Regions from separate parts of the Homo sapiens genome. Here region 1 is linked to region 2. The links are chromatin loops, found by intact Hi-C in ENCODE. Cell type or tissue: PC-3. All regions are shown on one strand. Region 1 overlaps PDE4D (phosphodiesterase 4D). Region 2 overlaps PDE4D (phosphodiesterase 4D).

Evidence for each region. Hi-C counts contacts between places; a loop is a spot of excess contacts. Peaks named below come from ENCODE experiments on the same cell type or tissue, not always from the same donor. Only the 100,000 strongest peaks of a DNase experiment are listed, where the experiment ranks them.
Region 1: a loop joins it to region 2, with 3.0 times the contacts of the local background. A loop is called at or near these places in 8 of 110 quality-filtered maps.

Annotation. Positions count from the first base shown.
Region 1 is chr5:59,720,840-59,728,839 of GRCh38, forward strand. The region is part of intron 1 of PDE4D (phosphodiesterase 4D); the gene reads right to left. Among named protein-coding and RNA genes, the nearest start is that of MIR582, 21 kb to the left of the region's middle. In PC-3, CTCF peaks have their summits at 3,843 (motif pointing right) and 3,973; a DNase peak (open chromatin) is centred at 2,232; H3K27ac peaks cover 1,574 bases.
Region 2 is chr5:59,668,887-59,676,886 of GRCh38, forward strand. The region is part of intron 1 of PDE4D (phosphodiesterase 4D); the gene reads right to left. Among named protein-coding and RNA genes, the nearest start is that of MIR582, 31 kb to the right of the region's middle. In PC-3, a CTCF peak has its summit at 4,754 (motif pointing left); a DNase peak (open chromatin) is centred at 6,045; H3K27ac peaks cover 1,636 bases.

The DNA of each region.
Region 1 (8,000 bases), 52 kb after region 2:
ATAGAGTCTAAACAAGGGCCTTAGTATGTTTAGACTTCTCTAAGATAGAATTTCCATTATTTGCTTGATAAGAATCACTTGGGTTCTATACAAATGTAGATTTCCAAGCACTGTCCTCTTGTATTAGAGGTTCTCATTTAGTAGGATGGAGAAGAGCTCAGAAACCCAGCAGTTTTAACCTTAAAGAAACTGTTATAGGAGCAAGGGCCACAGAGAAGTCTTACTAAAATATAGGGGAGTAACACTTTCAGATTTATGTTTTAAACTAATATTTATAAGTCTTGTCTATTTTTCTCAGTTTAGATCGAGTTTAGCACCTAGTGAATCTTATCTGATTGTTATAGCCCAAACTGACCTCTTCATTTTATACATCATTAAACTTGGAGTTTGAATTATACTTTTACTTATTTCCTGTGTATTATTATTTCTCTTCTATTGTCAACCCTGAGGAATAGAAAGTTTGTCTCTCTGTATTCTTCGTAATGCCTGATGCAGGCATAAGAACACAGACACAAAGTAAAATTGGTTCTATGAATTCTCAGTACGTAGCCCTAGTTTTTAGGCATGTTAATCTGGAATACAATTTTAAAAGCTAACATTTAATGAGTGCTTATGTGCTAGGGACTACTGGAAGTAATTTACTTATATTATCTCATTTCATTCAATCAACAATATTGTGAGGTAGATGCTAGTATTGTCTCCATTTTACATATAGGAAAATTGGGGCTTAATCATTTTCCAAGGTAGGCTGGGTCCAGATCATATGCCCTTTATTACCAAGCTACACTGCTTCTCCCTACCCTGCCCCCTAAAAATGCTGTTTAAACAATGAATAGATAAAAGAAAGCAACAATGAGATTATAATCAGTAGCAATAATTTTTGAAATAATTAGGTCAGAGTCCTGCATAAAAGATGCTACTATAAACTATAAAGCAATCCAAATTATTCTAAATATTCCCAGGCTGAAATCTGCATCTGCCAGCTATGCATCATTGACTCCTACCTATGCTCTTGATTAAAAATCTCCTCTGTGTCTTCACATTCCCAATGGGAGTCGCATATCAGGAGAGGCGCATCCATGGGTGCAGCAAGAGTGACAATACATCACAGCCTCGACATCTGTGACAAGCCCAGCCTTTTGACAGTCTAGTGAGGGGGTGTGCATCTTGAATATTACCAGATGTGTCACAATCTTTGTTCCCCAAATACTTACTCCCTTTTGGATAACAAAACAGCAGAAGACACTACTCAGAACAATTAAAAAGGTTTGAATATTCCCATACCCTATAATTAATCTTCATTCAATCACAAGCATTTCTGTTCAATCTATTGCTTGAAATGAAATGCTAATAAGGCAAGAAAGCACAACTTTAGGACAATGCCAAAAATGGCCTTCGTTTCTCGTCTTTTGACATAAATAAGATGCTTTTGATCATATTAATGAGTGAGAAATGTGCAAGTCTCTAATACAAGATTCAGTTAAATTACATTCATCCTTGGAGATGAACAACCTGAATTTAAAAGGACAATTTAGGCTGAATAAAAAGTCAAAGCACAGTGCAACTAAAAGTTTATTCTAACTTAATTTAAAGTATTCTAGAACCTTTGCAAATCTTCATTGTCACACATTTTCACCCTTTTCCTCCAGTAGTTTTTTTCCCAACTTCTGCCATTTCTTTAATTCTTTCCATGTTCCTATGATAGTTATATTTATTCTGGATTTCCTATGTCTTTAAAAATTGTTTTAGGTGCTGGTTATTATCTATAAGAAATCTAAAGTGAGTAGAATGATCTGTCTCAAGACATTAAATAGACCTTGTTGGGGTTTATTAATTATTTCTTATAGAGTTACAAACAGTTTAGAGGGCTTATAGGTGAAACCTATCATAAGAAACAATGTTATATGTTGAACATTTAAGCTCCTTGTATACCAGGACATTACTAGGAATTTCACTTGAATCTAACTGGGCTCAGTATACTCCTATATACCAAAAGCCTTTATTGTTGAAGGTGCATAGTAGGAATTCAGTATATATACATGGAATAAACGTGTTTGCCCTTTTTCTGTTGTTGAATGCTTTTGGAAATTCAAGGAATGAATGTGAATGCTTTCTGATTTTTTTACAATTGCTTCATTATTATATAGTCATGGTTCAGCCTTCTTTATAAACTAATAATCTTACTAAATGCTTTCAACACTGATCAGGATGTGACTCACCTCTGTGTCAAATACAGAAGGTACTGAAGTCACATCAAAACCAAAGCAATTTTCATCCCTCATATTCAGGTCTAGTGGAATAGAACAGGAAAAGAGAATCTGCATATACCTTCAATGTTCTTGGGTGACAGAATACCTTAAAAAAACAAGTATACAAGGCGTTTCCTAGGACAGTCAAATGATGAAATATGGGCTTCAATCTCCTGGGTCCTCTAGTTTTCTCATGACCAGTATGTGAATATAGGCAAATTACCTGAATAACTCAACATGTTTTCTTACCCATATAAGAAAAGGAGAGTAAATACCTCATAGAATGTGGTAAAACTAAATGAGACATTACATGCAAAGCATTTAACACAGAGCCTAGAACAGAGTAAATGCTCAAGAAATACGGACTATTGTTATATTTCTGGGATTTGGATAATTTTTACTAATGTGGATAAATACAGATGAGGCGATCCTACAATGAGAAAAACAGAAGTTGTGATGTGTGAGACTTTTCATTTACATACAAACGGATATGGAAAATGGATTATGGATGCAATGTCCCTGATAGGAATGGCAAGGGCCTATTTGGGCATTATACTTTATTCCTGAATCATAGAAGAAATCCTATCACCAAAATACCCATATGGGTTTTCACATTAAAAAATATTTAAACACTTTCTTTAGAGATGCATTCTGAGACCCACGTAAGGAGTTGTCCAAACTAATATTGAATGCATTTGACATGACAGCTGGGTTTGAAAAAGTGCTTTCAGCAAAAGCAGAAGCCACTGGTTAACTTTTCTCCTTGTAGTTAATTACATTAAACAATTTTATCCCAAAAAGGGAAAGAGAGATTAAAATCCAGGTTATGGAGCATTCATTGAGGTTTTCTTTTCTTTTCTTTTTCCTTCTCTCCTTCCCTCAGGTAGCAGAAAATCATGAGCTTAAAAAGAAGCTGACCTGGCAATGTTTCCCAGACTTCTTTTATTCTTGACTTGGAAAAAGGAAAAATTGAGGGATTGAGGGATGGTGATTTTACTTGGTCCTTCTAGGACCTATTTGAAGACTCTTCTAGAGTCAGGTGTTGGTTGAGGTTCACAGCTAATTAATCACTGGAAACCTGGAGAGAATAGCCTGAGGTATTACAATAACCTAGGTATGAAGGTTTCTACACCCCAAATGGCCAAATTGCTGGCTACTTCTGGGATTATCTGGACACCTGAATCCTAAAGAATATGAAGTCCCAGGATCACTTCCTCAAGATGTCAAATTACTCTGATAGAGAAAGATAATTTTTATCTTATTTATTTTTTCCTTTCCAACCTTTATTTTAGGTTTAGAGGGAACATAAGCAGCTTTATTACATGACTAAGTTGCATTTTGTAGGGGTGTACAGATCATTTTGTCACCCAGGTAATGGGCATAGCACATGATAGGTAGTTTTTTGAGAAAGATGATTTTCAAGCAAGACTGGAAACAGAACAGGTAGCAGTTAGAAAATACATGTTTTTGTTTATTTATACTTAATTATGCATAAATAAAAGTGTAAATTATGAAGTCACGATGCCAGTAAATGCTTTTATTGGCTTGTCCACAGATGTCCTCCCTTCTCTAACCCCCTTTCTCCCAAAGTGGGTGTGAGTGCACCACCAGGTGGTGACATAATGAAATGACACATAGGGCATATAATGTCAGGCTGAGGAGAATTTTGGAGGTTCCAAGGATTGCTGGAAATAACTGCACAAACATGGCTCTATTACTAGAGCTTTTGTGTACTTGAGGTTTTATTTTTGTTTTTGCTGAAGCCCAATACAAATATATAACAACATTAAATTGCCATTTATGACTAGAATTTTAAAACCTAAGTCAAACATACTTTCATTGAACCTGGCTCTGCTTTTCATTTATTTTGTCACACAGGGCAAGTTATGTAATATTTTTGAACCTCACTTCTTCATCCATAAAATTCAGGATAATAATGGCTGCCATGAAATAGTTTAATTGGACCTTAAGACTGACTATCTCTCCAAGATTCTTTCCTCTTCTCCCTCCATTCCCCACCATCTCCATTGTCTACTTTGTTCCTTGGCTTTACCTTTCCTTCTGGTTTGCCCGGGGGGGATAAATACCCACTTGTACATCACCTCCTCAGGCAGCGCTGCTCAGCCCATACCTCCGTGCTCATGCCAGGACTCATATAGCCTTTAGCCTTTGCATTCTCCACACTGTTTAGTGTCACTTGTTTCCCTGAGTTTTGCTCACTGCTGGGCCTGTAGCACTGGGTCCATATTTCTATGCATCTTATTAACCTAGGCATTACACCCAAGATATAAACACATTGTAGATATTCAGTGACTTTTTGTTGAATATTTTTAAAGTATAACAAAAAGCCTTTGAAATACCAAGCAAAAAAGAGTACGTAAAAGAGCAAGAGGACTTTCTGAAGGAGTATATTCATTGCCCAAAAAAGGAGATCTATCCCTTGAGAGAGAACTGTAAATCTCTTCTACTCAGCTTGCAAATACAACTATTAAGATCAATGGAATGCACTGCATATAAAGTTGATTTATAGCCCTGGTTCTTTGTAAATGTTAATAGTAAACCTAATTTGAAATGTTATTTAAAAAGAAGCTACCATTTCAGTCTAAAGCATTTACTTTAAATCATTAAAAATTACTTTGTGTTCCTTCTCATTGGGATCTCTTGGACTTAGGAAACAATTTGAAATCCTAAGGGCTTTATTTAATTAAACAAACTCCATAAACATTAAAGTTAGTTGTTTTTTTTCATATAAATAACAGATAAGGTCCCTAAAAGATTGATTGGAATAAAGAAGACATTGATTTGAATCAGTCTCTAAACAATTATGTGACTTTGGCCAAATTAGTAAACTTCTGAGTCTCAATTTCCCCATGAAATGGTTAAGACCACCCTAAGGACTGCTATGAGGGTTGAATTATTAATGCCCACACCACTGTGTCTGGCACTGAGAAGGGTTAGCTCTCTTCTTTCATTTCATCCACACCTACTCTTCAACATATACATTTCTCTAAAGTCAATGTGTTTAATTTTTTTTAAGTTCAATGCTAACAAATATTAAATGCTTCTTTTCCCAACACTATAATTTTAACAAATGAGTTTCAGGCATATTTAAAAATGAGTTTCAGGCATTAGATCATGTGAACATAACTAATTATGTGAAACATTTTTGTCCAACTTCTACATAAATCATAGCTTCAAATTATATGGTCATAAGCCTACAAGATACTCATTGCTATGCACTGAATTATGTCCCCTTCAAAATTCACTTGTGGAAGCCCTAACCCTTTATGTAATAGTATTCGGAGATGGGTCTTTTGGGAGGTGATGAGATCATGAGGGTGGGGCCTGCAATGATGGGATTGGTGCTCTTATAAGAAAAGACACCAGAGAGCTTGCTCTTTCTCCACCATGTCAGAAGGCACTGACTGCAAGCCAGGAAGAGGGCCCCCAATAGAACCTAAACATGCTGGCACCCTAATTTCAGAACTTTCAGCCTCCAGAATTGTGAGAAAATTAATCTGTTGTTGTGTAAGTTATCCAGATTATAGTATTTTGTTGTAGCAGCTGGAGCTGACTAAAACCCTCATGTGCCAACGTAATATCGTTTTAGTTATAAATTTAATATTGATACAACTTTAGCTAAAGGAATAAAATCTGTATGAGAAACAATATAACTTTTCAACAGTATGAAGATATAGTTCTTCTTATTCATAAACACACATATACACTTGCATACATATATGTAAACTATATTTTGAATATAGAAGATCAACTATATAGAAGATCAACTATATAGCCATCTAGTTTAACTCATTGATCATTTAATTCAACAGAGTTGAGCGCCTGCTATGTGCCAGGCAATGCACTAAGCACCGATATACAAAGATAAGGGAGATACATTCTTATCTTAATTGAGCCCACAGCCCAATAGAGGAGAAAGTCAAAACATACGATATATAATAAGGTATGATAAATGCTCCAGATTATAACTAACATAATATTAAAAGTTGTTCTCATACTGTAGAACGGTTCTTCCCTAAAACTGTATCAACTCCACCTAAATTAATCCAACAATAGCCTCCTGACATTTTTACTTAGAGAGACTAATTTAGCAGGCATCTAAGGCAGAATAAAGTGTTTACCTCAACTTTTCTATCAACAATGTTAGAAGTGGAAAATACAACATAATTTTTGAGTCTCAGCTCCTGTCAATTTAAATGAAAATAGACAGTTGGTTCAGCATATGTTGATTTCTTAAAATCAGAAATAGATTTTCCCAGCAATACGCCTCAGGGAAAATAAAATGTGTGGGCTGGTTTATCCACGCATTAAAAGCAAGCTTCCAGCTGATGTTTGATTACATTCATGAAGAAAAAAATATTGTAATGAGAACATCCAATTACTCTTTCCACAGGAGTAAAAATTTCTGGTCTGAGAATTTGTTTCAAATCAGTGGTTAGAACATAAACAAACAAATAAAAAAGGGGAAATAAGTGAGAATGAGATCCTCAGAACAGCTACTAAATTTGAGTAGGCAGAGCATGGTTTCTGGAGTCCAAAAGCCTGTTTAAAGTCCTGACTCTAATGTCTACTGGTAAGGTGCTGGTGGGCAGGTTTCTTACCCTCTGTGAGCATGTTCTTTTACTCAGCAGTAACATGGAACCAAATAAGACCCATTGATAGAGTTGCTCAAAAGTTCAAGAGAATAATTTGAATTCTCTTTCTCTCAATGCATGCCATGTGTCTGACCTATGACAGGCTCTCAATACTTGGTAGACAATAGGAATTATTATTATTGGAAGGAAGAGAAATAAGAAGGAACAGCAACTTGAAAGACTACTATTGGCTTCATTGAAATAGGATCTTTGCATTTTGCCTTCTTTATCTTTGCATCTTGTCTTCTTTTTACTTTCTCTTCACACACGTGACCTAATAATAATAGCATCTGTAGTAACTGTTGTGTTATCATACAGTAGCACCCAGTTTTGTAGGTCTTATTTTACTTAATTTGTAGTCAGTAAACATATTATCCCCATTTGATAGATGAGGAAATTGAGGCTTAGACACGTTAAATGTCTTTCCCAGGTCACACAGTTTGGAAGAGATGACATTAAGACTTGAGCTCTGATCTATCCCGACTCTAAAGTTCATGGTAATATGAACATAATATAAAAGGGAACATAGTATAATACAAAAGAACATAAAAATAATACAACTTATACAATGTTAACTTTCAATTCAGCCCTCCAATGTAATCTGAAAGATCTTTGGTTTGATTTAAAAATCAAGTCAAATCTTTGTATGGCATTTCTCCTGGGAGGCTCAAACAAGTAAACATTCTACCCTGACGTTGTTCTTTCCTTTTCTCTCCTTTCAAGTTATTCAAATGCTCAGTAATAAGCAGCTTTCAACTGAATATGGTGGGGCAAAGCCAGCTGCTCTTTCTCCATGTGGTAGCTCAGATGGACACCTCACTCTTGGTGTTACTGTGTAGCTGTACTCCCTTAATAGCCTGGCCAGCTGTCTTACATAAACAATTATTCATGATTTTAAATTATTAATAATTTAGAAGGAAAACAGATTTCCTGTGACTATATGGCACAATATAGTACATAAAATTGGGTTTGAATATTTGTTTTCTGCACATCCTCTATAGTTATAAAATGTAACTAATGATTTGTGTTTAATTTGTCTCTCAATCCAATTTTGGTAGAGCAAGATTTAAAATAAATGGCTGTAGATTTCCTAATT
Region 2 (8,000 bases):
AGAAGAAGAAGAAGAAGAAGAAGAAGAAGAAGAAGAAAGAAAGAAAGAATTAGTTCACTGACTTAAAAACAGGCCTACTGAGGGTCACAGATTCTTTTGGAATATACATGCATATTTGGAGGACAGAATCACAAACTGTTTGACACATTCAGTTAGGTTATGAAGAAAATAAAAGGCTTTGGTTGTAATATGATCAGATGGCTAGTTCCCTTTATTCTTTATTTTTGAGATGGAGTTTCGCTCTTGTTGCTCAGGCTGGAGTGCAATGGCACGATCTTGGCTCACTGCAACCTCTGCTCACCACAACCTCCACCTCCCAGGTTCAAGCAATTCTCCTGCCTCAGCCTCCCAAAAGTAGCTGGGATTACAGGCATCTGCCACCACACCCGGCTAATTTTGTATTTTTGGTAGATACATGGTTCTCCATGTTGGTCATGCTGGTCTCAAACTCCCGACCTCAGGTTATCTGTCCGCCTCGGCCTCCCAAAATGCTGGGATTACAGGCATGAGTCACCGTGCCCGGCCTTAGTTCCCTCTATTCTAATGTAAATAAATACTCTAAATAAATGTATAATTCAAAATAAATATTTACATAAATATTGACAGATGAAGTGCTTTTTGACTCATGCTGAAGTTAACTAGCTGCCCCTTGAAAAATTAGTTTTCTCCATTAAATTATTAAAATTTAACTAATTCTGGAGTTTTTCTATGGCATGCTGGACATAATAGGAACCATGGACTTGCTGAGAGTCCTAGTCTAGGAGATTTCCTTCCAGCACCTGAAATACTTCATGGGAGACCACAGTTTTCATTCCATATTTTGATGTTACAATATGAACCATAAAAACTTTCTTCTATTTCTATTTTTTACTTTTTGCAAGACTAAAGACACCCCCCCCAATAGTCCAGAATTTTATTCCTACTTTCTTCCTTTTTCACTTGAGAATGTAGAAACAATAAATAACTCAAATCTACATTTTATCAGTCAGTGCCACCATTTAAAACACAGCATTTTGGGCATGATTTCATTTAACCCCTTAATTGTATAGTTATGATTCCATAACACTGCACACTGTCTATTCCTTAAAATTTTCTTAAGTTTTACTTTCACATTATGCAAAATTAATTAATGCTCCACTCTGTGGACTCTATGCCACCACACCACTATCAATGAATTCAGAAGAGGCAGTGGGAGTGTTGATAGAATGTAACATAGCATTATGGTAGAGTACAGACTAGATTACTTGTTTCTCAGTTTTCTCCTCTAAAATATGGAAATAATAATAATATATCTAATTCAGAGTTTTTGTGAAGATTAATTGGTTTAATACATATAAAATGTTTAGAGTAGAGCCTGACACACAAGTACTCTGTAAGTATCATCTATTATTGTTTTGTTATTAATAAAGGACTCCATTATTTCACAAGGTAGGTTAAGCATCATTAATCTGAAAATCCAAAATGCAAAATGTTCCACAATCCAAAACTTTTTGAGTGCTGACATGATGTCACAGGTGGAAAATTCCACACCTGACCTCATGTGACAAGTCATAGTCAAAACACAGCCAAAACTTTGTTTCACGTACGAAAGCATTTTAAAATATTGTATACAATTATTTTCAGCCTATGTTTATAAGGTATATACGAAACATAAATAAATTTTGTGTTTAGATGAAGGTCTTATCCCCAAGATATCTCACTATGTGTATGCATGTATTCCAAAATCCAAAAAAAAAATTCAAAGGTTGAAACACTTCTGGTCCCAGGCATTTACAATAAGAGATATTCAACCTGTATATGTTAAACATATACTAATTCTTAAATTTTTTGAGAGAAATGTAATTATAATAAAGTGGAAAAAACTATATCAGGTATGAGTATTAATATTTTGGTTTAATTACTGCAATGATCAACATAGCTACTTTAATTATTATTCTCATGAGAGTTTTTACTTTTTTTTTTTAAATAGATGGCGGTCTTGCTGTGTTACCCAGGCTGGCCTTGAACTCTGGGTTCAAATGATCCTCCTGCCTCAGCATCCCAAGTAGTTGGGATAACAGGTATGCACTATTACAACCAGCCCATGCTAATGAGAATTTTAATGCATATACACACAACATATACCCACACACTTTCAACACACATTTTCATTATACAGAGTGTTTCCATAGGTAGAGTAGAATGAGATATGAGTTCTGGTTATTTAGCCTGGCAACTGCAGCAGAGTCAAATACTGTTAGTGTATCTATCCTGGTTCATGTCCTGTTATCAATACAAGAGGCAAAGTATAAATGGAGATCAGGTTTCCATCTGGTTACAACTAACAGCATAGCCTTGATTGCCTGCTTTGAGTTAGGGGATCAAAGGAAGAAATCATCAGAGATCCAAATAGCAACTCAGGCAGGCAGATCGCCATTTGAAAAAAAATAGTAACTTCTCTACCTTAAGGAAGGATAACTCCTGTTTGGCTAGCTTGATTCCTTTCTAATTATAAAAATAAGCTTGGGGTGAGTAGCAGGGGATAAAAATACAAAGTATCATATAGGAGTTAATAAAGAAAACAATCATGATAATTATCTTTCTAAACAGTAAAGAGAAACCAAGTATTTCTTCATATTAGAAATATAATACAATTTTACAGCCAGGCATGACGACTCACACCTGTAATCCCAACACTTCGGGAGATGGAGGCAGAAGGACTACTTGAGCCCAAGAATTCAAGACCAGCCTGGGTAACATGTCCAAACCCCTTCTCTACAAAAAATACAAAAATGAGACAGGTGTGGTGGTGTGAGCCCGTAGTCCCAGCTATTTGAGAGGCTGAGGTGGGAGGATCACTGGAGCCCAGCAAGTAGAGGCTGCAGGAGCCATGATCATACCACTCCACTCCAGCCTGGGTGACAAAGGGAGACCCTGTCTCAAGGAAAAAAAAAAAAAAAGTAAAGAAATAATTTTTTTCAAAGAAACCCTTTACATTAAAAGCACTACTTATGATGGAATCTTTAGGAAATGCTAGAATTCCTTGTCCCTAGATTTTTTTCTAAAGGATTAAAATCTTCATTTTCTAGGAGAACTGACATTTAAATGTATGATTCCTAAACTCAAGATTTTTAAAAGATCTGAGTTGCTCGATAACTCTATAGCACACTCTTGAAGATGAGATATTCATGGACCCTCCCTAAATCTTGGAAAGTCTTCAGGCTAACGGCAGGGCTGGAGCTAAAGTTGAGGCAGAACCTCATTTCTGCCAGTAACAGCATGCCTAGCCAGGATTAAAAAATTTGCCAAGACCACACAGAAAGAGACTAGATGGTAAGTTGGATTTATACTTCTCTTTGCAACTGAAGGCCATTCTGAACTCCTGCCTAAAGTTGGAGAAAGTGAAGAGAGGCCAAATCCAGAAACCATTAGGGCTCAGAGATAATTATTATGGAAAACCAACAAGCATGTACCTAATGATTCCCCAGAGTCACTCCTAGAGCAAGGAATGAAATGAAAAAGTTTATATCACCCACAAAACAAAGATTCAATGCAGTCAATGAACCAAAGAAGAAAAATTCAGCTCTGAAATGTGATAATAACCTGATATTCCTCCTCAAATCTCTGGATATTTGGTTACATTATAATTTGCTTGATGCACGTATTCTTAAAATACCAACACTCAATTAAATTCATCACCTAAGAAACATGGTCATTAGTAATTATTTTTGCATAATCTCTTTTCATTTTTATTACTGCAAATTTTTTGTTTCTAAGTCCACAAAAGGAAACTTCAACTTGATGTAATACAAAAAGTCCAGAGTGTATCACAAATTAATTTATCTAGAATGTAATCACCATATAGAAAAAATGATGCATATGATCTTAAAATTGCATCCAGGTTTAAAGTTCTATAAAAAAGATAAAGGGAAGGATGTTACTATTCTGAGCTGATGATGTCTTACCATCCCAAACTGTAACCATTGAACATACACATTTATTGACAAACTGCTTTGAAATCATAACAAGATGTCTCACAAATGTATTGTGTTTTGATGCACTAGTGTCTTAGCTGTATGAAACAGCTACATCCATGTTTTTCCATCTATAAAAAGGGCAATGAAAAGATATCCTTTGAGTCACTTTTAACTCAACTTTCTAAGTGTCTCCAATTTTATAAACATGAATCATACTCCTATAAAGAAGTCTTCCACTCCACCTTCACGAGTGTATATCTTTGATCAGGAAGTTTAAATGGACACTCTATATGCATCCTTGTGCTTTTGGGGATCTGACAATCCTTTTTTTGATGGAACAGTAAATGGCCCAACTGTTTGCCTAAGACTAGGCAGAATGCAATTTATCTTCTTGGTTTGCAGAAAATGGCTATGTAAACTTTACCACATTTGCCAGTATTTCCATTCCTTAAGACATAGCTCATTGACTAGGACCCAGTTTTCCAAGCAAGTATAAGATGTTTCCTTGTTACTAGTATGTTTTTGGAAAGCAAAAGAGACCTTCCGAATTACCTCTTAGAGGCATGCTTCACTTTTGTCCTCAGTAATGATTATTTCAATATACTGTTTACAAACCCAATCGTTACTCCCTTTTTGAATGCAAAGTAACACGTGCTAATTGTTGTTTTGATGATATTAGTGAATCAAAACCTTATGGGAAATACAATTGTCTCATCTTCCAGGTTTCTATGTGAAATACTCAGAACTGCACTTGCAAATTCCTGAGCAGCTTCATTCTAAGGGAAGCATGGCGCCATCTAGTGATCATACAGAAAATTACATTTATGCATTTTCTCTCAAAGCTCTGTATTAAAATGATGAGTTGGCCCATACATTAGAATTGAAAGAAGAGAAATAGAATAAAAATTCCTAGAAACTTTACCTAGTTATTTGCTATATGCACCATCCTGCATGGTCATTATTAAACATATATGGGTTATAACAATAATAATATGACATTGTCCCTCTCTTGGGGTCACTTTTTTAACTTCAACTTACCATTGGTTTAGTCATGTAGTTTCCGAAATAAATATCTTCACATGGAACATTTAATTCCAATGAACTATATTTTTGGTTCATTAAAAGTTAATGAAGTTTTTGAAACAATTCCAAATGATCTGTAAAATATATTTACTTAAAAATGCTTCATTTTATTTCTCTAGTGATGCCCTGCTAGGATGCTACCTAAATTGTTAAATATTTAAAAACACAGAGGAAAAAGTAAGATAAAATAAATAGCATACTATTTAGAGATTAACCTATTCCTTAATATGGAAAATTATTCCTCATTGTCAGAATAAAACATATTATTGTATTTCTAGTTTAAGGATAATATTGTACAGATATCAATAGGATAAGATATGCTTGCCTAAGCCGGAATAGATGCCCACTCTGTCCCAGCAGGGTTTTTCCAGTTTTACCCTGTGGAAAGTTCTATGAAGACAAGGACCATGTCTGATGCATCTTTTCATCTCCATACGCCACTACTCACCCAACCCTCGCCCCCACCAGCACAATGCCTAGCATGTCATAGGAACTCAGGATGTTTCTTCAATGAACCAATAAATTAATTTATTATGTCTGTCTCTAAAATCATTATTTAGAGTCTATCTACCACAGGAAACAGCTTTTCACTTTTCTATTGTATGATTCTCTGCTCCTTTTCTGAGATACTCTCTCTACAAGTGGCACCTTATTTGATATTCACACTGCCACCTCCTAAATTCTTTAAAATCTTGAGTATCCATGTCCAAATGGCTTTCTTTCCATGAGTTATCCATCTTACAGAAAGGGCATTATTCATCAACACATCATTTGATGAAATAAATCCAAAAGGGTGGAAATGAGAAACTCTTATTTCTTACTCTTTTCAATAGGTAGTATTAATATTCTGTAACAAGGAGATTTCAATAGTGTAACACATAAGATATTACTCACAATTTGAAACAGGTGCTTTTGGCATTATAGGCACTTGGCCACAATGCATAGTTTAATATTTGTGTGGCTCAAAACAGCTAACTTATCTTGAAATGTTGCAGAGGAAACTTCCTTAATCACATTCTTACTGTCCAGTGACTGAGGTAAATCATGGCATACATGCGTCATTATGAATCACATACTATCTATACCTACACTTCAACTACCTGTAACTAGATTTTCACTATACGGTGTAATGAGTTTCAGTGAGAACATTCAGATAACCCATTCCTCAAGTAAATATTCCAAAAGCATTTTATTTCACTGTAGAGAAAATTTAGAAAAAGTAGATTTCTCCTTCTCTAGTATTGCTGAATTGTGATTCAAATCTATAATACACAGTAAACGTCTCAGAATACTACTACTTTTGAAGTACAAAGATTGCCACGATGTAGAATAGAATGGCTTTTTGTTTTTAACCAACATCCCCATCAGTACATTCAACTCAGCCTTGCAACTCCCACTCATAATGTCACAACTGTTTGTCCCTAAGCTAATTAAGTGTGTCTGCGAGCTGTAGCGTGAGTTATGAAGTTATCATTTCTCCACACTTTATAGCTGTTTGAAGGATATGAAATGGCAATGGACAAACAGTCATGATATTTTTGGCAAAATATCAAATGTTTTTGATGGAAAGTGAAAGGGCTTTGGAGCCCTCTGACCTGGGTTCAAATCCTAACTCTTCTACTTTATAGCCTGAGCAAGTTACTGAACTTAAGTTTCTTTATGTGAATGTGGAGATGCTCTTGGACCCAAAGTTCTAATTTTGGCACATACCTATCTTTAAAAACAATAATAATTTTAAAAGTAATTTTGAAATGTGTTGGTGAAAAACGTAGGCTTTTTTGAAAAAGGGTCTCTCACTCTGTCACCCAGGCTGGAGTGCAGTGGCGCAATCCTGGCTTACTGTAGTCTCGACCTCCCAGGCTCAAGAGATCCTCCCACCTCAGCCTCCCAAGTAGCAGGGACTACAGGCACGTGCCACAACACCTGGATAATTTTTTTGTATTTTCAGTAGAGACAGGGTCTCACTATGTTGCCCTGGCTGATCTCAAAATCCTGGGCTCCAATTATCCTTCCACCTCAGCCGCCCAAAGTGCTGGGATTACAGGCATGAGCCACCACACTCAACCAAAAAATATAGTGTTAAGAGATCACACTGTGACCTATAACATTTATATATTTAGAACACCTTTGGAGCTAACTGAGATTAGGGATCAAGATATATGTATATGTATATACACACACACACACACACACATTTAATAACACAAGCATGCACTTTTGTGAAATAGAATACGTAAGTTCTAAGCAAGGAGAGTGCAAACTGCATTTATTTTTCAAAAACAAGAAAAATACAGTCATAAGAGGTTTTAAGTAACTAGTTTTAATCAATCCATATGGTTGCATACTTAGAGTTTTCTTAGAAATACATTTTACATTTAGCATTGACCTTGGTATGTCTAATATTTTCTAGGTATTTTTCACATATTTCTAAGGGCTAAAAATATTTATTCATTTATACTTTCATTCAGTCAATAGATATTTATTAACAGCTTTCTCTTATCCAAGCACATGTTTGGGAACAGTCAACTTTTGTTTTATGATACAGATTAAACCAAAGGGACATATTAATTTGTGATCAACTAATAAACCAACAGAGAGCTTCTAAAAGCTGAAGGATTTTCTAATTTTACAGAGCATAAAGAACCATTTTATTCATTTTAAATCTCAAACTATGCTGTGTTTCATAAGGAAATCAAAGGATATATAAGGTGTATACACTTAGGTACACATATATTTTTAGATATTTTTTAAATTGATACATAATAATTGTACGTAGGGATGTTTCAATACATACAATGCATAGTGATCAGATCAGGGTATTAGCATATGTTCCAACATTTTTCATTTCTTTGGGACTATTCAATATCCTCTAAGTATTTGAAAATATATAATATATCGTTGTTAACTATAGTCATACTATAGTGCTATAGAACACTACCACTTAATTCCTCCTATCTAGCT